Regions from separate parts of the Mus musculus genome. Here region 1 is linked to region 2. The links are chromatin loops, found by intact Hi-C in ENCODE. Cell type or tissue: left cerebral cortex. All regions are shown on one strand. Links, peaks and the distances in the headings refer to the core of each region. The heading gives the core; the rest is flanking DNA. Region 1 has its middle 19 kb from the start of Kalrn. Region 2 overlaps Ropn1 (ropporin, rhophilin associated protein 1).

Evidence for each region. A loop is a pair of places that touch in the nucleus more often than their neighbours do. Peaks named below come from ENCODE experiments on the same cell type or tissue, not always from the same donor. Only the 100,000 strongest peaks of a DNase experiment are listed, where the experiment ranks them.
Region 1: a loop joins it to region 2, with 2.1 times the contacts of the local background. A loop is called at or near these places in 4 of 42 quality-filtered maps.

What each region holds. Positions count from the first base shown.
Region 1 is chr16:34,524,521-34,540,678 of GRCm38, reverse strand. It overlaps a transcript of Kalrn not described here. Among named protein-coding and RNA genes, the nearest start is that of Kalrn, 19 kb to the right of the region's middle. In left cerebral cortex, for the core only: CTCF peaks have their summits at 8,988 (motif pointing left) and 10,454; DNase peaks (open chromatin) are centred at 5,298, 8,958 and 10,491; H3K27ac peaks cover 450 bases.
Region 2 is chr16:34,659,036-34,675,193 of GRCm38, reverse strand. It overlaps Ropn1 (ropporin, rhophilin associated protein 1), which reads right to left. Exons shown (of 6, transcript NM_030744.2): 2 at 8,383-8,510; 3 at 5,180-5,297; 4 at 3,932-4,093. The coding sequence starts at 8,498. Among named protein-coding and RNA genes, the nearest start is that of Ropn1, 16 kb to the right of the region's middle. In left cerebral cortex, for the core only: CTCF peaks have their summits at 5,641 (motif pointing right) and 8,020 (motif pointing left); DNase peaks (open chromatin) are centred at 7,478 and 8,023; H3K4me3 peaks cover 569 bases.

The DNA of each region.
Region 1 (16,158 bases), core at 4,917-12,916, 130 kb after region 2:
TACAGAAGCAACTAGTAAACATGACCTTGGCCTCCCCTTCTTCCTGGATCTTGCCTTGTGTCTCTGTCTCAGTGGGTTTTGGTAGTGTGGAATATTTTGTATTTCTTTGCCCCACTCCTCACCTTTTCTTGGGTGTGCTGATGTCTATCATAGAAAAGTCTCTATTACTATGTAAAAGTTCATATTGAAGACTAGGAAGGCCGCATTTCCATGTGAAATGGGACCGAGAGGGTGGCCCTGTGCCTGGTTAGATGGAGTGGAGGTGGACCATGGTGTTACTTGCTTGGGTTTGCTGGGGTGTTTGATGTGGGTCCAGGTGAGTGGTACCTAATGGGCAACTTCTAATTTCATTGTCCGTTGTAGATGCCAAGCTTCTGGAAAGTCACCCCAAATAAAAGCAGCCATTGACTAAGCGCTTTCCAAATGTCATCTTTAGTCCTCCCGACCGCACTAAAAGTAGTAGTCACTCCATTTATAGCTGAGAAAACAGGCTCAGAGAGGGGAGTTGATTTGCCAGAAGCTGTCAGAGTCTAAGGCTGTCTGGTTCCAAAGCTTGGGCTGTTTTCAAGAGTATTGTCTTGCAACTTATACCTAGGAGAGAGTAGGGACATCAATTCTATGTCTGTATAAGAAGGCAGGGATCTTCGAAATGGCAAGGTGTCTGTCTATTCATGCCTGAAAGGCCACTTAACAATGTCTTCCTTTCTTAGGAGTTGGAGACTTACGGCATATTAAACATATTTTTCCTGCATCAGGTTCCAAATGTCCTTCTCCTGACTAAAGTAGAATGTTCTTCCTTGGGCTAAGACATCAGGGAGTGAGAAAGAAGGTATTGGCCAGGATAAATGTCATGGCAGAGGAACTGTTCCATTTAAAGTAATGACTATCAATTTTCTAAATACAACCCAGGAACACACAGCCTCTTCCTGCAAGTCCCCATAAAGCGAAGACAGCAGCTTAGTGTGCCCTGCTTGCTGGATGCGTTCCGTTCCGATCTGCTCCTGAATCTGTCCCTTCTACCTCTCGTCTGTCTCTCCCCATCCCTCTCCTTGCTCTTCCTTGCATCACACTCTCTCTAACCAATATTTGAAAAGTAGCCTCTTGTCAGTGAAGAGAGTGCCTATGGCCTCACAGCTGAAGGGCTTCCCTGTGTATGTTTATGGACATATTTACATAGTAAATAACTATGAGATAAAGTAGAAGATGGGTCTCCTAGCATTGGGGTAGTGTTCAGAGAGGTTTGATGCAGGTTAACCGCCCTCTCTGGCTCCCACACTGAGATGGAATAGACATGGTCTGTTTTTTTTTTTTAATTAGGAATTTTCTTCATTTACATTTCCAGTGCTATCCCAAAAGTTCCCCATACCCTCCCACCCCACTCCCCTACCCACCCACTCCCACTTCTTGGCCCTGGCGTTCACCTATACTGAGGCATATAAAGTTTGCAAGCATGGTCTGTATTTGACATCCATATCTCCCACATAGATGTGACCCCTGCCAGCCGGGGGCATTCTATAAATGTTAGAAGGAAGGGGCAGGACTTCATTAGTGTGACCTGGGTGTAATGCCAGGGATGCAGTACCGAAATGTGACTGTGATTTAGTAATGTAAAACCTAATTAAGGGCACTGAGCCCAGACTGGGGGACTATCACGTGCTGATTGGCAGGGGCACTTCTGAAAGGAAAGTTAAGGAAACAGAAGCTGGGAATGTCTGTTCAGGCTCTGCCCCAGGCTCCAGATTCTCTGGCAAGCCCAGCCTTATTGTTAGAGTAATTACATCAGCGGTTTGCTACCACTGAGCTGTGTGGACTTCTTTTGCCTTGATTCATACTTAAGAGTTCAACTTCCTGGTGATGGCTTGCTTGGCTTACCTGTGGCATCAGCCTACACTGCGCATGCTGGCCTGAGCACTGCAGGGCCACATGGATGCTGCATTTTGTTGTTGTTGACAATAAGTGCAACTTCTGGCTCATGAAACAGCCTTAGGACCTTGGTTAATTCAAGTCTTATCCAAGGATTGATCTGCCCCTCCAAAACAGTCTAGTTTTAATGTGCATACCCTTTACTTTGGTGGGTAATCAAAGAAAACGTCATTTGTGGAGACTCCTGGGAGCAATTAATGGCACAGTCCTAGGCAATGCTGCAGGCTTCCTACCTGTTGGCAGGCACACTTCACTCAAGAGCATTCACCATGAGGTTGCATTGAAGGGACTTCATAGCTGGCAAAATGATACATGAGTGGATCTAAACAAATACTGCGCAAGAAGGTGGTAAAAAGACAAGTGACTGCCAGTTACATTTTAGACAAAGAAGCCCTTTAAAGGCTGCATTCAGACCGAGAAAAAGCAAGAAAGGAACATATCTCTGTTTAGGAGATGCTAGTACTTAGTCATATTTATTGTCTGCTAGTTTGCACCAGTTACTGCAGCAAGGGTCTCTATGAGGATCCCCACAGTGGACTTCCAGAATGTGTCCTTCAAGCAGATAAACTTAACTATACCCCTGTGATAGTTGGCGATGTGATGTAACACAGAACTCTTTTGTTTCTGTCTTGTCCAACAGGGCATTGACCTCAAACCTAAAAGACAGAGAGACTTCAAGGTCCCATGGCACTAGGGGACAGCGATAGGAAGGAGGTGTGTAGCCATGGTGCTATAGGATAGCTATAGGAAGGAGGTGTGTAGCCTCTAGTTTTGAAGGAATGACTTGGATGAGTAGAGAGTGGGCCAAGGCTGAGAGATTGTTGCATGCCTACTATCGTGTGACAGTCACCCATCTTAGGAGCAGCATAAATTGAATAGGTAATAGGCATAGGTGTCTAGGGAACTTAGAGACAAAGGATGGTATATGTGAGGTCTCAACTCTCTGCTGCATGTAAAGACAGAGAAGCAATAACAACTTATTATAAAGAAATGGGCAAATCTACTCTTTTTGTTGTGTTAGAATCCTTGGTCAATAGCATCATATTGAGTTTCCTGGGAACAGCTTGATGTATAAAATCAGAGTTCCATGACCTGGATGGATGCTGTAGGTGAAGGGAGTAAAGATGGGCTTTACTGATGGATAGTCTCCCTGACAGTTTTCAAGAAGCTTTTGTTGTAGGATTGGCTCCCACTCTCCATGCATAGGTAGCTTCTATGGCTCATGATCACAAGGTGAGGGGACGGAGCCATCTGGAGAGGAGACTTTTGGAAATGTGACTCAGTGGGGAGGCCGTCACACTGAAACCCAGCTGCCTTTCCTATCAGTTCTTAGAGGACAAAGCGACCGTCCTGCCTTTGCTCCAGCCTGGAAGAGGGCAACTTATAGCTCCCATTCTTTGTCCTCCTACACAGCTCAGGGTTTGTTCACATGGTAGCAACCTTGTTTGATCACTAATTAGGCGCAGCGTTTTCCCCACCCTTTTAAAGCTGAGGTCAAATGTGGTCTATATAGTAGATCAGAGCTGGTTGATATGACCCGTAATACCTTTTAAATATATAATTTCTTCCTTTCTTTAATCTCCTTTTTTTATCCCCCCATTTATCATCTCTTGCTGCTTCTGGTCTCAATTACCACAATTTAAAGGTCAATTATCTTTAAAAAATTCATGAATATTAAACTTAAAAAATTTTTATTATAGCACATTGTCAATAATTTCCTAAAAGTACATATGAAGGACTCTCATGGATTCTAATTCACATATGTTTAGTTTTTCAAGAATTTGTGTTGTATAACATGTTTTGCCCTCATAAGCACCATGTTATCAGTTCTCCAAGTCGGTGATACTCAGCCTGTGGAGCTCGACCCCTTAAATTCACCAGACCCTTTCACAGAGTTCTTCTGAGACTACCAGAAAACAGAGGTCCTTACATAATGATCCGTAACAGTAGCAAAATTACAGTTATGAAGTAGCAACAGAAATAATTTTATGATTATTCCATGACATGAAGAAAGGTATTAATGAGTCGCGGCATTAGGAAGGTTGAGAACCACAGCTCTAAGTGGTTCATGTGCTTAGTAGGGCTCCTCTGAGTCCCTTCTCTGTCCGTTTGCCCGGTATGAAGATGAGGCTTCACTGGCTCCCTGTCTTATGAATGAACTGTATGGGCGCACTGCCAATGGCAAGCGTGAGTGACTTGGTAATCAGAGGTTACACATTTTGGGCATCAGCTCTGCAATTTCACCCTTGAATTCCTTCAGGACTCAGGCAGATGCCATATGGTCCTGGTGACTTATTTACAGCTCCCTTGTCAGGCAGGTTCCACTGGTTACAGGCTCAGCACCAGCTTCTCTCTTGCCTGATGTGGAGGGTAAGTCAAGAAGAACCCTTTATTCTCTAGGATATGCCTTGTACCATAGCGTCACCAACTGGCTCTGCCCTACCGTCTCCCTTTGATAGAATAAAAAGATCCCTGTATGGCACTGGACACCCTTAGTTTTATCTTTGGCCTGGTTAATTTCCGGAGTTGTTGTTCCATTTTTACATGCCATTTCTTCCTCCTCTGTCTCTTTGAAATGTCTACCTAGTCACACGGGGATGCTTTCCTCTTTGAGGGTCTGCTATTTTAGGCCTTGGCCTAACCCCATCTATCCTAGAATTCTGTATTTTAAAATAGCCTCCAGGTTACTGTGGACTTATGACATTATCAACATTTCTTTTTTTTTTTTCAATTTCTGCTTTACAACATCTCCATCTGTCTCTCTCTGAACCTTGACATTCGGGTTTAGGGTGCAGCTTGAGAAAGGTCTTGAGGTTAGGAGCAGGACAAGCTGAGGGAAGGAGCATCTTGAATCACCCCCAGAGGTCCTCTGATGATGTGGGGGGTGAGGCGGGGGGATACTGAATATGCTGTCTGGGTTAGGGTGAGTTCAGCTCTGAGGCTTGTCCTCTGGTAAGCTGTGTGTGTACCCTGGATGTCTCAAGCTGCCAGTCCTGAGGTGTGCTTCTCTGTGTGTACCATCATCTACATTCAGGGATCCTTCTAGCACCTCTACCCTCAAAGAGCCACAGAAGGAAGCCTTTGAGCATTCTGGCCCAACATGCTTCATGGATTAGGTCAAAATTCTGCAGGGCCAACTTAGAGAGAGGGGCTTCAGTGGCACAGGAAAAGCCAACTGGAGTCTCAGGGATAATTAGTCTAGATATCTTCTGAGATATCCAGACCGTGTCTGAGTGAGGACCTTGTGAAGCAAGGGCAGTGGGGTTGGGGAAGGGGTGGAGTCCCTTTCCAGGCTGAAGTTGACACCGATCAGAATCGGTTCCTGCTTCTGCAGCAAGTGCCTGCCCAGGGTTGTTAAGCTAATTGTTAAATTAGAGTGGCTGGGGAAACAAATTGCTTCATGATGGGGTTTCTCTGACTGTGCCCAAGGCTGATGTCATCTGGCCTTGCGCCTCCTTGGTGGGGTGTATGTCAGGGAGGGGGAGTGGGCAGGCTTGACACACTTGTGAGCGAATCCTTATCAGTTGTGGCAGAAGCCTGCAGCTCCACTGAGCAGCCTACATGCCCCGTTGTGGAGAATTCACCGTTAGCCCTCTGTACTTTAGTTTCTTGCCCCTCATTCCTGGGCCTTACTTTGCTGGCGTTTTAAATGATCTTCTCCAGGGGCTATGAACACAGATGCCTGTTGGGGACAGACCATAAGTGTACTGATTAAAATGGCCAATAATGGCTGGCCGGCTGGCCAGGTGGTGGTGGTGGTGGTGGTGGTGGTGGTGGTGGTGGTGGTGGTGGTGGTAGCACATGCCTTTAATCTTAGCACTCAGGGGGCAGAGGCATGCACAGGCAGATCTCTGAGTTTGAGGCCAGTCTGGTCTACAGAGTGAGTTCCAGGACACTGAGAAACCCGATCTTGAAAACAAAACAAAAACAACAAAATTAGAGAGAGAGAGAGAGAGAGAGAGAGAGAGAGAGAGAGAGGCGAGGCGAGGCGAGGCGAGGCGAGGCGAGGCGAGGCGAGGCGAGGAGAGGAGAGGAGAGGAGAGGAGAGGAGAGGAGAGGAGAGGAGAGGACTAAATGATGAGCAACCACCTTTAGGAGGGGAGGGGAGGGGTGGGGCACTCTATGCTAAACTAAAGGGTGGTGCCCTACCTGAGAGGAACAGTGGGTTCTAGCTGGTTTCACCTGATGCAGGACATGTAGGAATGTGGGGCCCAGCCAACTGTAGGTGCTTCTGGAAGGGCTGCAGAGACACTCTGTCTTTGTGAAGTGGCCAGGTTTTCAAGTATGGACGCTAATTCTATTAAAGTATATTATTATGCTGATGAAACAGTCTATTTGTGGATGAGTTTGACTTATGCATATCCAAGCTTGCAACTTTTTATTCTGGTCCAAACTCAGATTTTACAGATACAAAACAAAACAAAACAAAACAAAACCGAGATCCAGAGAGACAGAGCTTCTGGTCCAAGGTCAGGAAGTCAGTGAAGGAGAATTCCTTCCTCAGGCCCCTGACTAGGCATTGTCTCTGCTGGCTGTGTTGGCCAGGGGAGCATAGACATGAAATGTTCAGTGACATAATGTCCCCTGCCCCATTCCTGCTTCTCTGCTTTGGTGAGTTGATTGGAGACGGTTAGGGATGCTGAGAAGGGCCCTGAAGATAGAAAGAATGCTTAGGGAGAGGTGGGAATGGGGAAGAGCTGGCTTGAAGCTCCCAAGGATATAATTTATCTGCACGCCCCACTCCTCCCTCCTCTTCTCATGACAAGCTTCCATGTCGTGACACTCAGGAACACACTTTGGGATCACCCTTGATCGTCTCTACCCTTCCCCTGGAATTCCTCACTTCTGAACCCCCTTTCTAGCCCTGCTGCCATGTTCTCTGTTCACGAGTTTCAGGACACAACAATGAGACAATTGCAGTAGGCTTCAAGCCTGACTCCTCTGTCTGCTTTCTTCATTGTTGTCTGATTGATCTTTGTAAGTACAAGTTTGGGTCTCGGCATGTTCTCATTATGTGTGGTAGCAGTGCTTTAACCTAGCGTCCTAGATTCTCAAGTGCTGTGGTGTGGCTGCCCTGTTCATCAGCCTGGCTGCTTGGGCACCCAGCGCTACCAGGTGGAGGCTTGTGATATCTGGGGTAGTTTCCCTGACTTCGCTGAGCTTTTTAACTACTTTGGGAAGCTTTTACATAGGATTGTTTTGAGGAACAAATGTGATTATCTGTGTAAATCACTTGGCATGGCACACACAGTCACTCAACTAAAAGAGCAATTCAGGGACCTTGTAGCTATGACCACCATCATTACCTATCCCATACGTCAACCTCTTGCACATATCTATTGGTAATTTCTGGTTTTCTGTTCTCTAATATACACATTTGTTGTTGTTGCTGTTGTTTTGAGACTGAGTCTCAAACTAACCAACTTCAAATTCTAGGTCTCTGCATTTGACCTTGAACTCCTGGTCCCCTTGGTTCTCCTTTCCAAATCCTGGGATTACACATATGTAACCACCAAGCCCAACTTTGCTCTTGGGCATACTTTGATGCATGGTTGTTTGTGTTCTTGCCTTCATTTTCTTTCTCAGTTTGAGCTCTCTGAGAACGGGATGCAGGTTTGACCTCCCCTGTGCCACCCCGAGCTCTATAGACACTTGGGAAATGCTTGTCAAATGGATGTTGCTCTTGGCGGAATGGTACCATATTGATGATTTATTGATAACGCCTCTCTATAAGAGAGAGTCTCACTGGAGCTGGAGAGAGGACTCAGAGTTTAAGAGCACTATTCTTCTAGAGGACCTGGATTTGATCCCTACTTTCACATGGTGACTTACAACTGTAATTCCAGTTACAGAGGCTCTGATGTCCCATCTGCTCTGGCTTCTGTGGGTACTAAGCATGCACACAGTACACAGACATACAGGCAGACAAAATGCTTATACACATAAAAAATAGTTTCATGAATATGGGGGACTATTGTATTTGGGGACGCAGTTCAGGCCTTTGGATGCTGCATTGTAAGAGGGAAATGAAGTGTTTGTGGTAGAGTGGTGTTAGTTAGGGCAGATGCAGAAGTGTGACACGGGAGGTACAGAGTGTATGCCTGACACTTTGCGGAGGAACTGAACATGCTCTTAATAGCTCAAGGGCTCCTGGCAGAAGGACTGTTTGACCTGAGACTAGAACAGTCAATAGCACCTTGACTCAAGACCATGATTAACCATGATGTAACTGCTTTAAATGCTGGTTCAACAAATATTATTTATTTCTGTCCACTTACAAGCCCTATTCAAAATACTTCACGAATACCAGATTTGTCTGTCTCTGGTTGCCACTTGGACTAGGACTGTTGATTGTATGCAGAGTTTAAATGACATCACAGCAGAGAGCCAAGGCTAGAGTGGGGTAAAGCAGGGGCTTTATTCCTTTCTTTGGGGCTGGGGTAGGGAAGAATTCTCGTGTGCTTAGAAAATGGTAATGATGTACTTTCATGCTATCCGGGTGAGGTCCACTGTTTTTGTATGTTTCCTGCTTATTTTGTAGCTTCAGCTGTGGAGATGCTGGGCATGGGAGCTGGAAGCAGGAAATGGCCAGAATGCTTCTCTGACCATCCTGAAGGTTCTTTTCTTTGGGTCTGGCTGAAAGATTATGGTAATGGATGTGATGTGCAGCTGCAGAGGAAGCAAGGATTTTTTTTTTTTAAATCAAGAGGAATTCAGAGATCAAGAAGAACATGCAAAACCTAGGCGTGATGGTGTGTGCTGTAATCCTGGCACTTGGAAGGCTGAGGCAGGATATTCTCCAGAGTCTGAGACCAGCCTGGTTATAGAGTAAATTCTAGGTCAACCTAGGCTTACAAAGACTGTCTCAAAAAAAAAAAAAAGTATTGTTGTATACTGTTAGACATGTTTTTTAGTTATGCTTGCTTGTTCTTTTGAAGGAAGCTACTTTGGGACTTGTGTTCTCCCACACCCCCTTTTTTAACTGTTGGAAACTGTGCTCATTTATTTTTTGACCACACCTAACATATAGAACCCAGCGTCCAAGGCATCTGCTGCCACCTGCTGGCAGAGAATACCACTAGAGGGATTTGGAATCAAATGGGTACATACATTGAAAACCAATTCTGTCTCTGAATGGATCACAGAATATTAGAAATGTTAGAGATCTTTAAAAATTGTCTGGATTTATCTGGAATGAAACCAACATGCTTTTTTTTTAAAAAAAGTTCTCTTACTCTAATATTTACAATGATAGGAAACTCATGATTTCCCACTATTTTGTTACCATTCGTTCTTTCAGTTAAAATGCTTCTTTATTTGTAGATGCATATGTATCTCTCTGTATATGTGTATGTGTATACACACACACACACACATATAAATTTTGAAGGAAAATACCATTTTTATTTATTTGTTCTAGCATTTGCCTCTGGAAATTTCCATAATAAGTTAACTGCCTTAAAAAGGTTTACTGTGGCTTATCTCCATAGCCCTTCAAATATCTGAAGGGACCTGGTTGTACCCGCAGTCGTGTCTCGAGGTTAAACAGTGGCAGTGCTGTCAGTCAGGACAATGTCAAGCTTTCCAAATTCCTCATAGCCATTTGTTTCGTGATGTCGTACTGTTGGTGTCCCCACCTAATTGCATTGCTGAGATTGGCCCCAGCTCAGCTCTCCAGGTGTCATCAGTGTAGTGACACTCTGGTATTCAGGGTCTGTCCAGACTTCTGGGACACTCTCTGTACCATGAGGTAGCACTTTTGCTAGATTTCCATAGTGCTAAACTTTTGAATAATGGAAAGCCAATGAATTTGTATAATCTCCTATATTTTTAACTTTCCCCCTTTGGATAAAAGCAAGACTTGGAAAAATTGTAATTATACAATTACCAAAATGACTACATTCTGAATTTTAGATATTACTAGCAATGCCATAGTTCTCTCGCAGCGAATGGCCACCGAGGCTCTGTCTGGGAATAGGCTTCCGGTGATGGGGAAACCCTGTGGGCGTCACTGTGTATTTGTATATGGCTTATGCCTACCAGTCTGAGGTTACCATATCATGCTTTATATATCAACTTTTCTTCCTGAAACATGCTCTGAAAATATTCTGTGCGGTTATAGTTTTCTTGGTGTAAATATTCCACAATTGCTTCGGCAAGTCTAACATTGCATCCTCGAAGCCATCCTGCTCCTGAGAATGTTTGTCAGCCAGCGTGCGTGCGTCTTGTGTACAGTGTTTCACTAAGGTAGATGCAGAAGGTGAGAATGGCTTTCAGAGTGATGTGTGCGTCGCTTTAAAGGGTAGATCGCCAGACACAGAGTTTGCCCCTGTTGATTTTGTTCAGGTGTTCAGATTTGCCGAGAGTCTTATATCTTTGCCCGGTCATTTGTTATAGTATTGAGTCCACTATACCAGGTTTGTATTATCTGTCCATATTATAGGCATAATCTTTATCTGAGGAAATAACATTTTTAAAGAAGCTAAAGAAACACTTGAGGGGGCAGTGCTGTGGTATCTGTGGCCACCACCAGAGAGCCCTGTTCCACACAAAGTGTTTCTCGTAATAAAAGCCCTTGGGTCTTTTGCAATCATTTGCAGCGACTCCTCACAACTGTACCCATACTCAATTATCTACAAGAATATTTTGGAGGACATTTGCCATGGGCTTAGCAGAGATCCAGATACATGTTCTGCAGTATTCTCCTGTCCACTGTCGTCATGGAGTGAAGTCAGAACAGCACACATTGCCTTAGGGTGAGTGTCATTCAAAGTAGATCCTGGGTAACTATTCAATGAGCAGTGTGTTTATATACTTCCATGTACTTCCGTATAAGAATACACTCAGTCCCAAAGATACCAGAAGGAAATAGCTGTCTATTTTTGACTATTCTTCTCACCCATGTACTTCTTGTCTACTGTCTCCAAAGGAAGCTGGTGGCTGAGATATGGCTGGCTTCCTGATACACTCAAAGTTCTTGTTTCCAATGTCCAAATGCTGATACTACACCCAGGTATATTAGACTATTCACACAGACACACAGGCTGGCATTCATATGTTTGTGCAATGACATATAGTCATCCTCAAATGCTCCCACCATCTGAAAGAGGAAATAGGGTGTTCACTCAGCCACAGGCCTTGCTGGGTTACTCTGCATTACCTAGCAGAGGAGAGGGGATGATGGGCAGTACCCAGATCACTTTTGTCCATTGTCGGAACTTGTTACAATGTTCCGGACTGTCTTCAAACTCATCTGATGGTAGAACCTGAGTCCAGCAGGGTGATGTGCCCCATAGTTCCCATGCTCCCTAGGTTGTGTACCTCTACCCTTCTGGAAGTTGCCACACCTGGACTTCCACTGAAGAAAAGATAGAGTGTTCCTTTACTTTTAGGACAACTAAGATGGAAAACATAACTTTGAGTATCTATTGAAGGAAAAAGTTACTTCAGTTTTTCTGTTACTGGAAGTTAAGTTGCCTTTTTCCTTAACTGGGCTTAGGAAGTGTTTGGTGGCGTCTTGGCCAGGTATCCAGCTATTTAGGATTCCACAAGTGGTCTTATTTGGAGTGGAGTGGTGTCTGTTCTGTTTCAAAGGAGAAAAACAAAAGAAACAAGATTTAAAAACGGAGCAAAACCCAAACAGACAAAATTTCTTGCTATTTCTTTTTACTTAATTTAAACAAAATAAATAAAAAGAAAGCAAAGCCAAACAACTAGTAAACAAACCTAAACCTAAAAACAGGTAAGGCTTGCAAAATGGAAGAAGTGACACAGATGTGAACTGTTGTCCCTTTGCACTCTGCAGTGTCCTTCCTGAGCAGTGCATTATGGGAAGCCCTTGGTATGATGGCAGGCAATAGTGGGTGGGATGGAAGAGATTCAGTTTCTGCGTTGTTCACAGTCTGACAATCTGCAGAACTAGCCAGAGTTTCTCTTGGATAAGCTGGGCCCGTACTTGATAAATCACCTTATAAGGAAAAGGCCACCCTTTCTAACCCTCTCCTCCTTTCCCCCTCCCCCCTCAAACGTAGGGATGGCGAACAGAGTCAAGGTTTCAACTGCTTAGTTCAAGTTAAACAAACCCACCCTAGACAAACCTGCATTCCTCTCTCTCTGAAAGATTGTATCTGCTTGACCTCTTGCTTTGGTCTGGGCCATTCCACTCCTTCTTTTATTCTTTCCCCCCTAAAATAAACTCTTTAATTGCATATTTATATCTTATGTTTATCTATGGGATGAGTAATTGCCCAGGTCCATTCTCCTCTTAGTCTGGCTGTTGTTAAGGGGTTAGACTAAGTGCGTAGTCACTGCCCAGGACTCAACAAGGCCAGGGCCTTAGACTGTGGCTGTATTTGCACTACTTCAGGGTCTCCCTGAAGTCCCTGCACAGGGGCACTTTGAGTAGTCCAGGAACTGCTTTATGTAATAGGAGTAGGACCCCATCTGTATGGGGGGGTGGGACAGAACAGATGGAGGCCTGGGAAAGAAGATAAGAAGCAACATTGTCAGCTCAAGGTTGATACTGAAAATTAGGTTCCAAAGCTAGATACTTCCTGTCTCTTCCCATATCCCCAGCCTTGGTGCCCCAAGGATGTTCCAAGGCATGCTGAGTAAAGCAGGATTGTCTAGCTGTTCCATCCCGGTCAACCCCCTTTCACCTTGAGTTGCTGCTGCAAGGCAAACTGTTGATGCAGCTGAGAGCTTGTGATTAGCAGCCAGGGTATTCTGTTCCTTCTTGTATTCTCAGTCATGGTTCAGGATGTGATTCAGGGTAAGTGGCTACATAGTAAGTGCTTGCTGAACAAGGGAGAGCTGCTCTTCATTCACTCTCTATTTATCCTTTCAAAGATTTTTCTCAGCCAGAAATTTGACATAGGACAATGAACAGGAGTCGGTTGGACAGAAGGACACAGAGAGAGCTTAAATGTCATAGGGTCCTGTGGACGGCCAGTGTGTGGCCCAACTAAGTTGCCCGGAGAAGGTTTCCTGTGGGTCTAGAGAATTAGATGAAGGCAGAGTGGGAGCAGCCTTCCAAAGCCTGTGAAGAGCATATGTGATGGTCTAAAGGGAAGAGACAGCTTAGTGTGGAAAGTATAGGCTGGCAACACCATGGTGATCATCACTGTCTTATACTCATGTGTAGTACCTGCTGGGTGGGGTGTATTATTATATTTATTAACTTAGTTAGGTGTTACTAACATCCTCATTTTGCACAAAAATTGGAGGCACAGAAACGTGGAGTGATTTGATGGATATCACATGACTATGGGAGGTAGCTTTGACATAGGAGGGTGGTTGCCTCCAGAGTCTAGGTAGTGATAATGCATAAATCAGTCAGTCTCTCTGACTCTGTCTGTATGTCTCTCTGTCTCCTCCTTCTCTCTCTCTCTCTCTCTCTCTCTCTCTCTCTCTCTCTCTCTCTCTCTCTCTCCTCTCGTGTTTCTCTCTGTCTCCCCACCCCTCTCTGTACTCCCCCATAGGATCTTGGCATGCAATTAGATATGCCTAGGTTTTGGTGGTAGCAGTCAGCTTAGAGGATGTCTAGTTGACACTGACAGAGCCTCTGACATGTTCTAATTATTGAGTCTTTCTTTCCTTGCCTCAGTGGATGGCTTGGCTTTGTCTTGTTTCTTGTGAACAGACCTGGAGCTACAAGAATGGCTCCTATCTCTGAGTGGGGAGAAGAAGGGGAAATGTTTTAGGGGCCACAACTCAGGAGAGGGGCAACCTCTCCTAGATGTAGCCACTTGCAATGATTGCTGGGGCTGCACATCTTAAAGACTGGCTGGAGGAGAGTAGATGAGGTGATTGACAACTTTGTCCTAAGCAATTGGCCAGGAATAGAGATGGAAGGAAGGATGGATTCCGCCTTTTCTCTACCTTCCTCAGAACTGATGGTCCAACCCCAAGCTTCAGAGCCAAGGCATGGTGCCAGATCTTGCCCCCATGCCTTATAAATTTCTATCCTGTACCCAGGGCTTACAGTAACCACTTCCTCAGTAGTTGTGTGTCCCAGCAGCAAAACCAGTGTCTTTAGGGTTCTTCTCACTGCCCGTCACTGCCTGCTCTGATGAGGCACGTGAGCCACACATTGGTGTTCGGAAAAATTAATGTTTTCAAGATGCGCTCTGCACAGTCTTAGCACGTCTGTGCCTTTTTCTTTCACCAGCTGAAAGTAAAGAAGCATTCTTAGACAATTACTCCCCAAGGGAGCCCAAGGACTGGCTTTGTTTACTGAGTGTTTTTAGTTACGACACATGAAGGTCTGGGGATTTTTGGCTTTGAGTTTTTTTTTTTTTCTTTCTTTCTGTTTTTGGTTATAAAGATAGGGAAGATGAGTGGCTTCTCAACGGGGTCCTTGGAAATTCCAAGATTGTGAGAGGCATGTTCTTACGTGGGTATAGTTGTTGAGTCTGAGATAAAAAGCAGTAAAATATGACAGATGGAACTCAGGTTCAGGGCTTACCTCAGGCCAGCGTTGTACCCCAATGTTTGTGAGTTATCCATCTGCATCTGTTTGGAGCCACATCTACCCTGAGAGCCCCTTCTCTTCCCCTGGACTCCCTGCCTTCGAGGTGTCTGCTGAGAGATGCATTATGGGAGACGCAGTCATGATCAGTGATCATCTTCCGCTAGTCTGTGCCGCCTGCCACTTCTTGCAGCTTCCCACACTCCGAATATTCCAAGTGAATAGGGATGTGGGTTAGTCAAAGCCTGTAGCACAAGGCAGGGATGCTCCACTAGAGAGCGCACGGTATGACGCTCAGCACCTTATTTCTGACAGATGCCACAAAGGGACCACACTGCTCTGTCCTCATTGCCATCCCTGTGGCCTCAGAATTATTCTAATCCTGTATAGCAGTGGTTTCCAACCTGTGTGTCTTGACCCCTTATCCTTTCACAGGGGTCACATATCAGATATCCTACATATCAGATATTTACATTACAGTTTGTAACAGTAGCAAAATTACAGTTATAAAGTAGCAATGAAATAATTTGGTTGGGGCAGTCACCACAACACGAGGAATTGTATTAAAGGATTGCAGCATTAAGGAGGTTAAGAAACTTTGCTCTAGTCACTTCTTGGGTAGGACTGGGACCTGAGAAGAAACATTGCTCTCACTGACCAAACTCTCCTAAGATTTGTAAGCGGCAGATAAATGAATAGCCTGAGAGGAGCTGTGGCTCCTGCTGAAACTCTTTAAGTTCACAGAGTGCTCATCTGGATTCTTGTGGCAAGCCAAGGCTGTGGAGCAGAGCAGAGGGTGAAAGGCAAATGTCTGACATACCAGTGCGACTTCATCTAACAGCCACTGAGGTGGATAAGCCTGGTGGTGATTCCAAGTTGGGAGCTGTCTGAAACCATCTCACATTCTGTATCCTGTGAGTGGGAAGTGGAGAAGGAAACGGTTGCCTGGCCCCGAGGGAAAAAAGATCTGGATTTCTATTTTTGTCAGCCTGAAATGCTGTGAAAATTACCAGAGGAACAAATGGCTATGCTACAAAGTTACACCATGAAAGCATAGAAAGATCTCTGAGTGAATCCCCTACTCCTTAGGGATAGCTTCTCCTACCAGTTTGGTGAATTTTCTATCAGAGCTCTCTTGACACACACTGAAATATATACTCGTGTGTGTGTGTGTGTGTGTGTGTGTGTGTGTGTGTGTTCACAAAGTAGAATAATACAGATATCGCCATTTATTTTGCAAACCACATTTTTCCACACAGAATGGAGCATAGACATCCTTTCATGTTGCAACATATCAAACTGCTTGTCCTTGTTAAACATTTCTAAATATAATTATCATAGTTTATCTTAACTAATAATTTATTGTTAGTCATTTGGATTACTCTTCCTCTTTTTGCCTTTTTTTGGTTTACTGATTGAATATATTGCGGTGTGTATGGGTACTGATCTTGTAGTAGGTGAGGGTCTTAGAGGTAGAATTACTGGGCTGAGAGCTATGCATGCTAGAAATGTTAATAAGTTCTGCCAAGGTGATGTCTAAAAATCTTATATCAATTTACTCTCCAGCATGACTGTGGCTTTTTGCTTGTTTTGCCAAGCTGATGGGTAAAATGTGGCCTGGTTATTATTTTTATGTTGTGTTTTCCTAGTTACAGTTTTCCTCAGACATTTCCATTTCCATGTTTGTGAATTATCTGTTTATATATTTACTTATTTTTATACTTTATATTTTATACTTACTATTTTTTTCTAATGTTTTTAGCAGT
Region 2 (16,158 bases), core at 5,019-13,018:
GATAGGTGTGTGTGCACGCGTGTGTGCACGTGTGCGCGCGCGCGAGTGTGTGTGTATGTGTCTGTGTGTGTGCATTTGAGAGTGTTGGTGGGAGGGGAAGGCCTAAGTGTGTGATAAGATCAACACAGAAGTGGTTTGGAGGATATTTGCAAGCATAGGTGTGTGTGCTGAGCTGCCTAATTTTGCCCACAGCATTTCCTACTTCTCTAAAGTATTTCTACCGCCTACTTCATTGCGCTGTCCTCTTCTTAGGGTGCTGTTATAGGATAACTGTCCTCCCCTCAGGGTCTTATGTTGAAGTCCTGAGAGACCAGATCTTTTGGGTTCAGACTCCATCTTAGAGAACCTGACCTGAAGTTGAACTGGAATTAACAAACTGGCACCTAGCACCAGTTTCCAGGTTACTCCCTAACAAATCTGCACCTCCAGGTTACAAGCCTGCTCCTGGCTTCCTAACAACTACCAATCAAGAGAAAAGTAGAAGTTAAATTTATGGTTTGGCTCCCAGCACCAGCCAATTATGTTAAAGGCCATAAAATGGCCCCCAATCAAATGTGTGCCAGGCTAGAAACCCCTTTGCTTGCTTGTTTGCCTCTATAAATGCTTGCCTGAAACTAGGCATGGGGCTCCGCCTTCCCGGCCTGCGTCAGGGTTGGCATGAAGCCCAAGCTGGAACTTGTAATAAAAAGACCCTAATGCGATTGCATTGGAATTGGCTCCTTGGTGGTCCTTTGGGGTTCACGAACGCTTCCTGGCACAACAGTCCTAAATCCTAGAATCTGAGACTGAGACTTAAAGACTTAATAGGAATGAATGAAATGGTGCACACCTGCGAATGCAGCATTCAGGAAGCTAAGGCAGGAGGATGGACAGTTCAAGGCCATCCTGTCAGAAAACCAAACCAAATCAAAATGTCACTCAGCGTAAGCGGTACAAAAGCTAATTAAGTCGCAATGGAACGATTAGGACAGCATGCCTCGTGGGCAGAGTATGGCAAGAAGGAGACCTACGCTATACAGACTTAGGCTGACACAGAAGAAAGCTCCTCCTATGTCAGCAGAGGTGGCCTCAACTCTGGCCTCCAGAGCTGTTAGACAGTATGGTTCTGTTGTGTAAACCACCTAGCGTGTAGTAAGTTGATAACACAGCCCTTGCAGCCCATGACGTATATTTGATCTTAAATAGTTAGTGATTATTCATACAAGCCTTTAGATTCTAATGTCCACATACTTAGAAAAAATATTTTATTTCATCTTCAGCTATTGTCTATGTATATCTGTGTTATGTGCCTATGAGGTCAGAAGACTCTTCTAACAGGAGCAAAACCTACTTTTCTGTAAAAGACCATAGCTTGCTTGCAAAACAAGGAAAAGCGTCTACTAGACTGGTCTACAAGGGTGTATGGGTTACATGGAATGCAAGCCCTCTCCACATGGTGATACCTTGACTGAGTTTGCTTTTGCTTCTATGACCACATATATTGGACTCAGAAGATTCAATACAAATCAGAAACCCATTGCTCACAGTTCTGGAGGTGAAGTTCAAGATCAAGGGCTGACAATGGCCTATTCTTCACAGATAGCATATCTCAATGTCTTCTCACACGGTGGAAAGGGCAAACAGCCTCCTTCAACCCCTGTTTCTAAGACTCCTTAGTCCCCATGCCTTAGGATTGCACTCTCGTGACAGAAGGTCCCATTCATAGTACCACCTCTTTGGGACTTAGGATTTCAATATATGAGTTTAGGTAAGGCAAGCTGTCTGGTTACAGTACTGACCCACCCCACAATTACACTCCCGCATGACACAAGCCGGAGTAGGCACTGGTTCCTTCATCCACCCGCAGCTTTTGGTACACAGACTATATATACTTCCAGGATGAGCTTGCCCCAGGTATTCTTTGATGGAATGATATGGGCATAAGGCTGTTTTGATGGAAGCAGATATGTAGGAGAGAGTGACAGCTTGGTAGAGGTGAAGGTTGACCCAACTTCCTTGTTTTAGAAGAGATGAAGAAAGAGGACCTGCCTCCCAGTTTGGGAGGCAGGCACATCAGAGAAAGCCTGCCAGGTACAGAATGTACAAACAGAAAAGGAGTCAGCATGTGGCTTTGCAAAGTCACCCAGGCCACTGCGAGCTATGGGAACAAGATGATGACTCAGACATTTGCACAGTGGCGAGAGGCTAGGAAGTGGACCAAAGCCAAGGGGGCAGGGAGGACAATGCACAGAAAACATCAAAGGGCCAACACCAGGGAGACCTGCAGTGAGCCAGTGGGAGCATTATGATGCTTTGACCCATCTGAGAGATGCAAAAGCTTAGGCTACAAGCAGCAAGTGTCCAGACAGCAGCAGCCCAGTGAATTCCACCGGGTCCCAAGGACACCCTCTAGCTCAGCCCTGTCCTAAAACAGTCAGATGCCACCTTGGGGGCAGAATGGGCATGGAACCCGAGACAAGGTTTGCCTGGAGGTGGTTTCCCTTGCTGCACCGATCTAAGCTCTAAGGTTGGATCAAATCTCATTATTTCCCTACTCTACCTTTTGAAGATGAGGTAGATCAAGGTCAGAATTAACTATAGATTAAGTTACAAGATGCACCCACACACACCAGAGAGAGAGAGAGAGAGAGAGAGAGAGTCAGTCTCAGAGTATCTTTTGTGATTTCATGATTTCTTTCAATCCTTAAGGCTCCCCCCCCAACCCCCCGCAAATGTCAATCCTAGTTGACAGCTCACTTGCCCTGCTATGTTCGCCTCTCCTCCTTGGAGAACAGTGTATAATGTTTTTATGAAAGAAAATGGAAAAAAAAAACCAACCACAAATAGTCTCTTTCCTTCTCTCTGGAGAAATGATTATAATGCCAATTGCAGGGGAAACCCACGGGAAACTTTGGATTACAATATTTCTGCTAAATTTACACAGAAACAAAAATGCCAAGTACATGTTCCAAAGACATTTGAAAAGAAAGACCAAGATCGTGCTTTGGCTGCGCTGTGTGATACAAAAGTTACTTTTCCAGCCCCTTTGGCCTGAGCAGAGGCAGTGAGTTCCTTTGTTGGCTTTGTCCGTGCTTTAGCAATTAGTAACAACTCGCTTTCCAAACAAGTAGCTGATCCGTTTCCATTCATTACCGGTGACTAAGAGGGAGTCCACTTAGATGATAACCTCAGTGTTAAATGCACATAAAAGCCAATTTCAGCATCCTTCCTTCAAAGCAGGAAAATGGCTTTTCCAATTTTCAAGCATGTCACATTTGAGAAAGGCCTGAACTCAGACGAGCTTACTTTCTTCATGATTCTGATTTTTGAAAAGTCTCTCCTCCTTCTCCTGTTCCTTTAACATTGCTTGAAAAGATAATCTTGCTCTCTTTTTTTCTGAGGCGCATACCTATTAGCATTTACAAGTGGTTTTCCATGAGGCTGAACACCCCTGGTGGTACCTTCTCTACCAATCTGGCTTCTAGGTATCTAGACCCCACAAGTAAACAAATCTTATCCCACAGCTTCAGGTCATCAATGACGTGGCAAGGCAGAGTGAAAATTAATCTGAGGGCAATGGCTGAAAGTCACAAACAATCCAAAGCCAAATTGGCCAGCTTTTGGCAGAACCTGATAATAGCCATCCCTCCTTCTACCAGTTCTTGCTTCTGATTGCCGAACCTGGAAATGACCTTCATTTAGAGAGCAGGAGGAGGCATGAAAGGCAGGGGTTTGTTTGCTTGGCTTTGCTTTGCTTTTATCATCTGAGAAAGCTGAATGGGTGCTGATAGATTGTTCTTCCAGGCCCAGGGAAAAATGATGGGGCATTTCAAAATTTGGTTTTGGTATACTAAGAACTGGATCTGGAGCCCCCCACCCCCAGTCTCTGTCTACCTCTGAGCCACCCACCACCCTCTATCCTCTGTCACACAACACAAGAAAGCTCACTTACAACTCCAAGAGAGCTACAAGCAAGGGCTAAAAACTTCAGCCACTCGATCTCCTCTGTGAAGCGACCCACGTTCATCACACTGTTAAACAGGTCCGTGGGGAGATTCAGCACCTTCCACATCTGGGCCAGCTCATCTGCGTGGATGATCAGTCTGCCAGCAACCTTCGGGACAGGGAACACACAAAACACACATGAGGACCACAAGCAAGATGCTCTGAGTTCTCCCAGCACAAGGAGGGAAACTGGGAGCTAGAGAGAGCCAGCGAATCCCGTTTGACAATTGTCTTTGTAATGCTGTGATGTAGTTTAATATTTTTAAACTCCAGATGTCAGAATTATGGTAGAGAGACCCATGTAGAGTCCATTTCATTTCTTATGATGCCTTTATGGTCTCTAATTTTGTTCTTAGGTTGGCCCTGGAAGGCAGATGGGACATTAGAGGCTGGCTGAGACATCTCTCCTAGAGTACACATAGTTCTCTGTATTGAATCTCATGTGTGTCCCTCCTGTCTCTGCATGAGTGACATGTGGCACCCTATGGCTGACCTTAGGGTTTAGGATAGGTATCTAACATTGTTTGGTCCCAGGACCTTGAGAGCTTTGCTGGGTTCACTCCACAGAAGTCTTGGCATCTAAAGAGTGAAGGCGAGTGACAGATTCCCCTTAGCTAAGGATGCAGCCATGATGCGGGTACCTCATTAAGGTTCCAACACATTGCCAGGGCCTCTGAGCCCAAGGTTGAGTGTGCCCCAAATCACCCAAGTCTCCCCTATCCTCTATCCTAATGTGGGGCACCATGCCGCTCAACTGTATCCCAACAACTGGCCAAAGCACAGATTTTTCTCAAGCCAGTCCATTTTTTCCCCGTTCACAGGCTAACTCCTTTGATAATGTGTGAAGGGTTTTCCAAGAAGGGTGTGCTATTTTTACACCAGCCTGCGGTAGACCTCTCATCGTCTGGCCCTGTTAGTGTGATGCCGATACCCTTTAAGACAGGTGGTATGCATTACACTGAGCCCCTGTATATCCTTTGAGATCTGGGGGGGGGGGGGGGATCTGTGATGACCCCAGGACAGCTCAAGGATTCAGTCTCTTCCACACTAATTCCCATTTCTCTGAAGGACAAGTCGCTTTGAGGCCAGGACTTAATAAGCTTTTGGGGGCAGTGCTAACGGCCAGCTGCCTGCGGGCGTTCAGACCGCCCTGATGTAACCGCTCAGTTTCCGCAGCATCCCTAGAGCTCCTTACCCGAGAATGCAGGACCTTCAGCAGCTCAGGTGTCAGCTCAGCCCAGTTGGACAAAGGGATTTGTTCAGACCTCTCTCTCACTGGAGGAATCTCTCCACGGGACATGGCTCCGAAATATCTGCAAGAGAAGGGGTGGGGGATAGAGGAGGCTCCCGGGTTTTAGTGGCCTCTAGATACTTATGAATTTACTTCACTTTTTTTTTTTTTTGGCTGAGTAGATAAAGGACAGTATTTAGCTGTGGTTTGTTTGCAAATGGGGAAAGTTTGATTGTGTTATTTCCACTTTAAGGAATGAAGAGTGATCAGGGTATAAAAAGGTTTTATTTTCCTCTAAGAATAATAAACAGCCAATGAATCTCATCCCCACCCCCTTCCCTTCTTAGTCTTTTTCTTTTCTTTCAGATGTACTTATTTATTTTATGTATATGAGTACACTGTAGCTGTCTTCAGACACACCAGAAGAGGGCATCAGATCCCAATACAGATGGTTGTGAGCCACTGTGTGGTTGCTGGGATATGAACTCAGGACCTCTGGAAGAGCAATCAGTCCTCTTAACCACTGAGCCATCTCTCTAGCCCTGGTGTTTTATTTTCATAGACAGAGAGATCCTAGGATATGCATAGGATATCCATTCATGCGGATCTGGTAGGCATGAAGACCGTGATTATATGAAGATACTTGCAGATAGAATGGTTCCTGGGGGAGTGGGAAAGGGTTTCTGGCTTGAGGTAGTGAGGCCTGTGTGGGGCTTGAGCAAGGCCCTCAGGAAGGCCCGGGAGGAGAGGCATGGCAAGGAAGGGAACGGCGTAAGTGGATGTGGTGTCTATGAAGCAGTCCTGTTCTTTCATCCCTCAGAATTTTCAGTTAGATATGCCTGCTGTGTGCTACTGCCTCGTGGGGTGGACTCTGTTTGGGAGTGATGAGAAAGATAGGTCAAACCCTATGTCAAGATTGGCGTGATATGGAAAGAAGCTGACTGCCACAGGGAGTGGGCGTGAGCAATATGACGCCGGGGTGTCTCCACCCAAAGTCTTATTCCTGCCCCTCCATCACCAGGTAGTATAAAACACCGGGAGGGAGGGTGCTGTTTTACAGAAGCCCATTTTAGGGTCAGTCTACAGGACAGCGCTAACTACTGCCCTTTTCTGAGACACAAAGCAAACAGAACTAAAGAGACAGGAATCAGAACACGCAACTTCCAGTCTGTGGCTAGAGGTCCTCAGTGGGAGCGGCTGTAGAAAGACTTTGACACTTTTGACCCTGTACATGAGCCATCTCTGTAGACAGACCAGTGTCTGGGTGAAAGTGGTACAGTGGAGCACCCAGACTGGGATGTGGCCTGACCTTACAATCAGATTGGGTGGGGGAGGGGATTTAAAGCGGGGACAGCAATACTACAGCATCCCGTCCCACAGAAGTGCCTGGGTGGATATGTGGCGCTCTCCAAATAGCTTTGGAGTTGTTAGTATAGTTGGTTAGAGAATGTAGCCACACCCACGGATTCATTGCTCTGTATCTTTGCATTGTATTTGCAAGTGAATGATTCCGTGGTTGCAGTTTTACCGATTTCGATTTCGGCTGCCTCACATGCTTGCTTCAGGACAAATCAGTATAGGCCCTGCTGATGGTGGGGAGCTGGCTTCTTCTTTGTCGAGGAAATTCTTGCATGTTATGAACTAAATACCTATTTTATCTTGGAGATACTCGGTGCTGTTCCATCTGCTAGAACACAAGATTGTAAGCCACAGAAAGCGATCCGGTAAGTGCCTTTGATGTCTAAACTGGATGGAGAATGTTCTTAAGTCATGCTCTTTCTCACTGCACTTGAAGTACAAACTGATCTTGCACGGATGTCTAAAAAATTTATAGCACATCATACAATACGGAGCCAGCAGGTTACCATGGTGGAAAAGTTTCCCTCCATGAATGTCAGGGACAATATCGAGAAATGTCACTTTTCTTGCGATAATGCAGAAGCACAAGGACGTTAAAATGCGGTTTGAAGCAATCATATGGCATAAAACAAAATCTGTCCGACTATGCCAAAAGAAATTAGCCTTCTGACGTTAAAGTCCAATCTTAGAGGTAATGCATACAATTCAAGATAGAAAACGACACAGGATTCATGACTAGGCAAAGCAACTCCATTTAGACTGCATTACTTTCCTTCCATTCTAAAAAGCTTCCTTCTGGCTCAGCCTAGATGTCTTCACCACCTGCTGGAGGTTCTCTTTCCTTAGCCCCTCCCTCTACAGTCTGAGGTATCTTCTCACAGAGACACCTCTAAGGAAGTAATCATCCAGCAATAAAAACATCTAGAAAAGGCCCCAGAGTACGGTCTTGTTAGCTCCCAACCCCCTGCACCAAGCCAGGCTGTCCACTTTCCAGCAGGCACGTGTGTCTAAGAAACAATTTCATAGTTGAGAGGCTTTCTATGCAAAGCCGCTGCGGTGAAGTCCGCCCCTGTTGTGCAAGCTCACCCACCGAGCAGCCTCTAGGGGCTCTTCAAGGAGCCAGTGTGCTATGTGCTACACGCACACCATAGAGCGACTTGACCTCTTCAGCTCTACAACCGTTCCCAGAAAGCCATGTGACCTTGGACATCTTCATGCAGACGGGAAAGATCAATTTTTTAAAAAAATCAATTAAAAAAGAATTTTCTCCCCAAAGACTGGGTTCAAAGTGTCTTTAGTCTTGCCCAAGTATGTGTTTCCACAGCCATGAAAGAAGGTGTTTCATTAATCAGAGGAAACCAGCTTGTAGAGATCCCACCTCCTCCTCCTCCTCCCCGCGGGATCGCGCACCGCTCCACTAGGTGCACTGCTGCCATCTAGCGGTAAGAAGGAAAACAAGCTGCAGGTGTAAACCGGGGAAAGGCGAGCGGAGGTGCCAGCCAGATTCCTAAACTCCTTCCAACCAGGAAAGCAGATGGGATGCAGGGATGGGTTAGGCGGGCATGTGCTAGCTGACATGGTAAGCTAACTGATTCTATTTGCCCCAGGACACTTGGCCTACTGTTCTCATGTTACTACTCAATCTGGCTAGTTTAGGGAAGGGCTCTGTGTGTGGATACATTTGTGTGTGGATTTTAAAGACCCAGTTTCTACTAACCTGCCTGCACTGCCTGACTGCAGGCTTGCCAACCTCCTCGGTTTCCCACAAACCCTTTCTTAATATCTGCCATCCGAGAGAAACAACTTACTCGGCTGCCCACTGTATGAGATCAGGAGGCTGGGTCCGAATGGCATCTTTGGTAAACTGCTTCAGCAATTCCGGCAGCTCCGGTGGGATGCATACTTGCTTGTCTGTCTGAGGCATTGATCGCTTGACCTACAAACAGGACCAAACAGAACGCGAGGATTTTATTTGAGTCCTAAGCAATCATGAAACGTAAGAAAGCTGTTTAGAATAAGAGATCCTCTAGACCCTACATTAACACTCGTTTTGGAGTTTCTGCTAGTCTAGAAGTCTTTCTATTGGCTTAAACCCACGTCTGAGCAGCGGGTTTCTCTGGTGGGTGGTCCCCACGATACAAGTGACACAGAACGCAGGCAGAATAGGGAACCCGAAGAATCTGAGCTGACCCGGAGGCTAATGTGATTGGAAAGAACTCAAATGCTGGATATGAATGGCAGTGCAAGGAGGGGAGAGAAAGCAAAAGACCAGACTAAAAACTCCTTTTCCCTTTCTGGCTGCCACTATGTTTGGTGTGGGCGCAAAGGCTAACATCTTTTGTGTGAGAACTCAAACCGGAAACAATAGCCTGTGTGTAGTGATGCGCACTGAGAGCTGTCTCCATAGATTTTGGGGGGTGGGGTGGGGCAGGGTGGGGTGGGGAGAGAAACAGCCCCAAGAAGCCACAGGTCAGCTGTAAGTTTAGGTCTACACCAACAATGCCTAGTTGGAAAACCCTGAGAAGAAAAGACTGTGGTCTTAAGAGGTGGCATTTCCACTCCTCTTTAGTTGTTTGTTTGTTTATTTGGAAGAAGGGGATCGTGTTTAATTTTAGACTTCTTAAAGAGCCAACTATGTCTACATTTTACTAACATTTTTCACGAATATAAAAGATTATAAAAGTCATAAAAGTAACCACTATATATGTAAAAAGGAGAAATGGAGTTTACAAAAAGCCCCCCCCCCAATCCTTATCAATCCAAAATAATCCAAACTAAGACAGTTGGAAAGAATGCGTGCTTATCTCTAACCACAATAAAAGGCCTTAAATGTGTCAGCTATGTACAGAAATCAACAGAGCAGGCTTTTAAACTCTAGGGACAGTCATACCTGGAAAGGCCACAAAGACAGGAAAGATGGAAGATGAAAAGAAGCCACCAACTGTGCAATAGTTGGTTTAGATGCTAACACTGACAAGAGAGAGACTTCGCGGCACGTCATTTTAGGGAAAGATTTCCTTTATCGGGATAAACGCTTTGGCTACTGCCGTTCTTACATCATCATGAGGGCATCTCATGGTAACCAGGGGGAAGCAGGGCATTGTTTGGGATCCCCCTAAATACTGTAATAATCATGAGAGGGTGATACATATATCTATAATTGGAAGTACACCTCCGTGGGGGAGTCTCGTGGTGCCCGTGGGAATCCAGGATATTGCTTTGGCTCCCCTAGTTATTGTAGAAATGACTAGGGATGATGAATAACAATCTAGAGTTGGCGAGGAGAGGGATGTCATCAGAAAAATACCAGAGGGGTCTTGAGACTACTAGCAACTTTGCATGTTTAAGCCAGATGGTAGCTGCATAGATGTCTCATTGTCATATTTATAGCTATATTTATATTACACATTTTATTTTTTTATGTTTAAACAATGTTTTCCATAGCTACTGTTGCAAGCTCTTTTTGTTTTGTTTGGAGACAGGGTCTCAGGTAGCTCAGGCTGGCCCTGACCTCATTTGTTCTGAGTTAAGTCCCCCGTTTTCCTGTTTCCACCCTCAGCTGCTGGGATTACAGGTTTTAGCCACCAAGTGCAGCACTGTGAACTGTATATTTTTGGTTTTTGATGACTTTTCCAACCTATTTCATTTGGTAAACGACAGTGTCTTAGATGGCTTATCTTATTTGTGTGTATCTTAACTTACTCTGGTAAAATGATTATTAATCATTATTAAAAATATCTGATTTGCCATGTTAATCCTTTTCAGCCTACAGTTCCGTGGCAATGCATTCATCTACACTGTTGTGTAGTCAGCAACACCACCCATTTCCAGAGCCCTTTCATGCTCACCAAATGGAAACTGTGACTGAACAAAAGACCCAGGCTTTCTTTCTCTTTGCCACTGACAACCATGACTCCACCTTTCCGATCCTGTGAATTTGAGAACCTTTAGGTACCCTATGCTCATGAGTCGCACACCTTTGTCCTTCCAGAGCTGGCTTATTTTATGAAGTATAACATCTTTCAGCTTCATGAATGTTGTAGCATGCACCAGAATCTCCATCCTTTTTAGGTTTGTATGACCTTCCATAAATATGTACCCGTTTGGGCACTTAGAAAGGGCTGTTGGCATCTTTTGGGGACTTTAACAGTGCTGCTATGAACACGTGTACATAATATCTAATTGTTCTCTGCTTTCCGTTTTTGGGTATGTAACCAGAGGTAGGCTGGCTAGGTCACATGTTAAGTTCAACCACGTTTCTGAGGAACCAAGAAACTGGTTCCACTATTTTACCATCTTTACTTTTCTTGATAGGATCTTTTGAAAAGTGTGTGTATGTGTGTGTGTGTGTGTGTGTGTGTGTGTGTGTGTGTGTGCACGCGCATGCTCACACTCATGTGAGTGTATGCACCTGAGCGTGTGTTCAAGGGTATTTGCCCCCATGTGCATTCTCAGAGGCCTGAAGCAGGCATCAATGTCCTCCACTGTCACTTTTCCCTATTCCTTTGAGTCAGGGCCTCTTCCTGAATGAAATTGGAGCTTATATTTTTCTTGGCGAGGCTGAAAGCTAGTAAGCTCCAATGATTCTCCTGCCTCCACCAGCTCAGAGCTGAGGTACACACAGGAGATCCAAGCCCAGCAAACATCTGCAGTATATCCCCTGTTCCTCTTATCTTTCCTTGATGCTCAGACTTTCTTAAAATTTTCCATTCTCTCCGCTTATTTTCTATCAATTTCTGAAAAGTAATCAATTACATCCTTGAGTGTCTTGTGCCAACTATCATGCTAGATATTATAAACACATTTTCACTTTCAATTCTTAAAACAGCCCACAGGTAGATATCCTTCTACATAGGATGAAACTAAGAAACAGAATGGATTTTTTGCAATGAGCTGCATGATGGTTGATATCTAGATTCTAGGCAGGGTCTATAATCAGCTTGAAGGCATGCACGTCTATGAGGAACCATCTAGATTAGGCTGACGGATGTACGAAGGCCAGCCCTAATGGTAGGCAGCACCAACCCGACCTGGGGGCCCACAGCTGCATAAAAAGAAAGCAGCCAGCTGAGCACAAGCACCCATCTCTCTGCTTCCAGAGTGAAGATGCCACATGTGACCAGCAGCCACCTGCTCCTGCAGTCCTGCCGCAACCACTCTTCAGGTCTGGAGAGATGGCTCAGAGGTTAAGAGCACTGACTGCTCTGCCAGAGGTCATGAGCAACCACATGGTGGCTCACAACCATCTGTAATGGAATCTGACACTCTCTTCTGGTGTGTCTGAAGAGAGCAATAGTGTACTTACATAAAATAAATAAATCTTTAAAAAGAAAAAAACAACCACCCTTTTTTCCCTTAAGTGGCTTTGGTCAGGGATTTTATCGCAACACTGAGGAAAGTGGTAGAGACAGGGCTTGAATGCTTGTGGGAGCAGCCTGTTAAATGAGCCAGTCCTTTGCTTGCTGGGTCCCTATTGCTGAGACCCTTTCGTTGCTGTCACATACCATCTCTAGCACTGTTGCCTTGTCTCCTCCTGTAACTCATCCTTCTCCCATAAACAAGGATTAGTAACCCCCCTCCCCCAATATCTGTAGTGTGTGAGCTTATCCTTTCCTGGGATCTTCTTGGAGATCTCCTTAAGGGGTCCCTTTCAAATTCTGCATCTGTATCTCTCTCTCTCTCTCCCTCTCTCTCTCTCTCTCTCTCTCTCATGTGTTTGTGTGTGTGTGTGTGTGTGTGTGTGTGTGTGTGTGTGTGTATGGGCCCTGTGGCCTCAAAGCACTGGGTTTGCATTCTCTCCAGTCTGTTGAGTTCCGCTGAATCCCATTGACAGTTCCTTTGATATGTGTCTCCAGTTCACGCCTCTCTATCTCCACCCTCCCTCTCTGGTCCAGCTCTTCCTCAGCCACTGTGCATCCTCCTACTCAGCATCCACATCTCAGGTCATTCTCTAGTCCATCCTACCCAGGATGGTCACAACCATAGTCTTCACTGCTTCTCATAGACCGGAAAGCCCTGCTCACAATTTGAGAGCCAGACTGTCAAGGTCCTCATAAAATGCTATTTATTTTTATTCTATGTACATTGGTGATTTGACTGGGTGTGTGTCTGTGTGACGGTGTTGGATCTCATGATGGAACAGGAATTATAGACAGTGGTAAGCTGCCGTGTGGGTGCTAAGAAATCAACCTGGGTCATGAGGAAAAACAGCCAGCCAGTGCTCTTAACCGCTGAGCCATCTCTCCAGTCCCCAATTTGTACATATTTTAAATTTCATATTTCTTGCCATTACTGTTAACACCATCCACTGCAGTCACTTTCTAAGGAATTACATGTATTTACAATTTATACCTTTGTTTCCCTTTTCCCCTGGGGAGGTTACTGCCTCTAGAGCTGCCTCCTTTTCTTCTATCCAAACCCACACCACCTCAGTGCTCATCTTGAGACCCTCCTGAGCTTTCCGAGAAAGTCTGGGTAGTAGCAAATATGGTTGGCGCTGCACATTTTGCATTAAATCCTGCTCTGTCTCCTCTATTCACCAAAGCAGAGCCCCTTATAGTGACTGTGGGAGATGGCTAACACGTGTACAGCGAGAGCGTGACGCCTGTAAAGAGTTTATAGTGACACAAACTTTACAACCACTTACAGTCGTACAGGAGTTGAAATTCTATTTGGATGCTGTTTGGCACAGTAAAGTTCCAGGTTTTCAGTACTTCTTGTTTGTTCGTGCTTAAAGTTTTATGTGTAACACCTGCTGTCAGGCATGCATAGAGGCTTTCCTTGTCGTACGTGACAGTAAAGCCATCCCTGTAAATCTGATATTTGCTCTAACTGTGATATATTTATTATCGCAGTGTCAAACCTTGTGTATCTGTGTTTCATAGTCTTTTAAATTTGCTCTTAAGTTTTCACATTACTTCTTCGCAACCAAGTATATGCTTCTATAGTCTATCATTATCTGTCTATAATTAAATTTGTATTTGTTCAGTTGTGACCAGTTCATGTCCCTATTCTGGGCTTTTTGTGCTGGGGATGAAGAACAGGGTCTTGCACAGGGAAGGCCAGGGCTCCACCACCGAGCTTCTGCCCCGATCCTTGGGTTTGGCCACAGGATCTCACTGAATAGGTTGGTCATGGGCTCAAGAGCCTGCTGTTTCTGCTTCCCAAGTGCCAAGATTACAGAACCACCATTACTGGCGATTTTGGCTTTTGATGTTAGTTTCAAATCAGATTATTTGATGTATTTTTTTAATGACTTATTTTGTTTTGCTTATAGAAATTACATATCGTGTTTGCTTCTAAAACAAAAATGAAAAAAATAATACAATCAACTCAATAAAATCCATGACTTAACATGGATTTTATTAAAAACTTCCAAGCATTTTAATTATATGGTTCTTGAAATACTTATAATAAAACCTTACCATTTTAATCATTACATTTAACATTTTCTAAATGTCCCCCTTCCTAAGTGCTCAATTTTTCAAACACTTTGACTTGACTTTCTTTGACCAGTGGTTTGCTGCAGCCCAAAGCCTACAGTCTCCTTGAATGCCTGACCTACACCTTTTCCTGCCTTAAAGAAGAATCCTGGGCTTGAACATTAAGCTCAGCAGTAGGGCACTTGCTCAGCCAGTGTGAGACTCTGGATCTTCAATATATATAGAGCCAGAGCCTTATATCTCAATATACATCTTATATCTCATATATATATATATATATATACATTATGCATACTAATATGTATATTAGCTCAGCACTTTTTAAAGACCCACAAAACACTCAGTAATTGAAACATAATTCACTTAGGAATCTATGGAGAGAATTGTTTTAAATTGACATTCTTTTCCCTGCCAGGTAAGTTATGCCAAGCCTTAACAGAAACTTTCAAATGATACAATGTCTCTGGTGAGTGAAATGTATTTATCAGGTGGGGCACATGTGCCACAGTGCACCTGTAGAGGTCAGAGGTCAGTTTGAGGAGTCAGTTCCTTTCTCTCATGTGGGTCCCAAGGATGGAACTCAGAACCTCAGGCTTAGCAGCAAGCCCCTTTACTGACTGAGCCATTTTGCCAGCCCCCAAAGGATCAGGATTATATTTTTAAAAATTACTTTGTGAGTGGGATTTTTTACGTTTTTTTTTTTGGTTTGAGAGTTCATAATGTATTTTGATCAATTCAACTCCCGTTCCTTCCCCTCCAATCCCTTCCCACCCCCACTCTTCCCTCCCAACTGCTTCTGTTAATGGCTTAAGTCTATCAGCATTTACTATTTTAGAAACAAATTGAAAAATTTAAATAAATAAATTTCTCAGATTTTAATGTAAATAGCATATTTTTATGAAAATATCTACAGATAGAGAGTGGCCTTGTTCACTCTTCTCCCAAGTATCTCAGTGTCTGGCTTACTACAGAGTCAAGTCTTCATGTTCTATTGATATTCTGTCATGTTTGGAATCTCCACTGCGCACTTTCAGAGTGAAGGTGGCGTATAATGACCATAATGTCACAAAAAAGAGCATTGACTACACCTATACCTCCCCTTACAGAGTCAGGGCCTCTCAGAAGTCTCCTAAACCACACTAGAAAAAGCACTGCCCTAGAAAACTGCAAAAAGCATTTGTGACAATTGGACAATGGTGGTTTACGTCATCCAGAGGTCAAAGAAAGAAATGGTCACGTGATGGGGAAATAAAGCCAAGATGTCTCCCACCTCAGAGTTTCTCATCGTAGTAACCTGTCTGAGAAATGAACATATATGGGAACCATTTGGTCCCATAAGAACCCAAAAGGAATAGGGGAAGGGCAGCTCTGGACCAGCACTGTTCAGAGATGCGTGACACTCTCCATGTAACAGAATCACTAGGTTTCCATGCAGCGTGAGGAACCTGTAGCTCTAGCTGTGTTTGGTTAATGCACTAGTTAGAGTGTCTGAAGAGGCATGTGTGGAGAACTTCAACTATCCTGCCAGGAAGTACCAAACAAATCACACAGGACATAAGAATAGAAGTAGAGACACAGCAAGACAATAAGATGTTCTGGATGTCACCCAGTGTCTGAGCGGACAGAGCCACACGACAGCAGTTAGAACTTCTCGTGCTGTCCCTTGCTCTCCGAACTCCAAGGGGTCTGGATGCCTGCGATTGCTCCCGTAGGCACCCTGGTCTGCTCCGTCAGCTGTGGCCGTGAATTCCATCTTAAAAGGATGTTACTAATGCAATCCAGGCCACGCTGGTTCCATCTGCATGCGTGACTGTTCTGTGGTGGAGTTGTTCTTTGCTGTGTCCCTAACAAGCCACCCACACGAAGGAGTTTGCTGGTTTCATCCTCTTCTCTGGAGATGACAAAGGAACACTGTTTGCTTGTTTTTACATGTCATTGTTTTACATGCCTGTGTGCTGACATTCAAAAGGGGCAACGGTTGGGAGAGAAATCTTTCCTAAGTTGAGCCCCGTTTTCTGCTTTGAAACGGGCCTCATTGTCTTATGACGCTGTGTGATAAAAGAGATTTGTTGGTAGCTGTTGCAATCGATTTCTGGTAAAAGATGAGCTTTTATATAGTGTAAAACTAACATTCGTTACAAA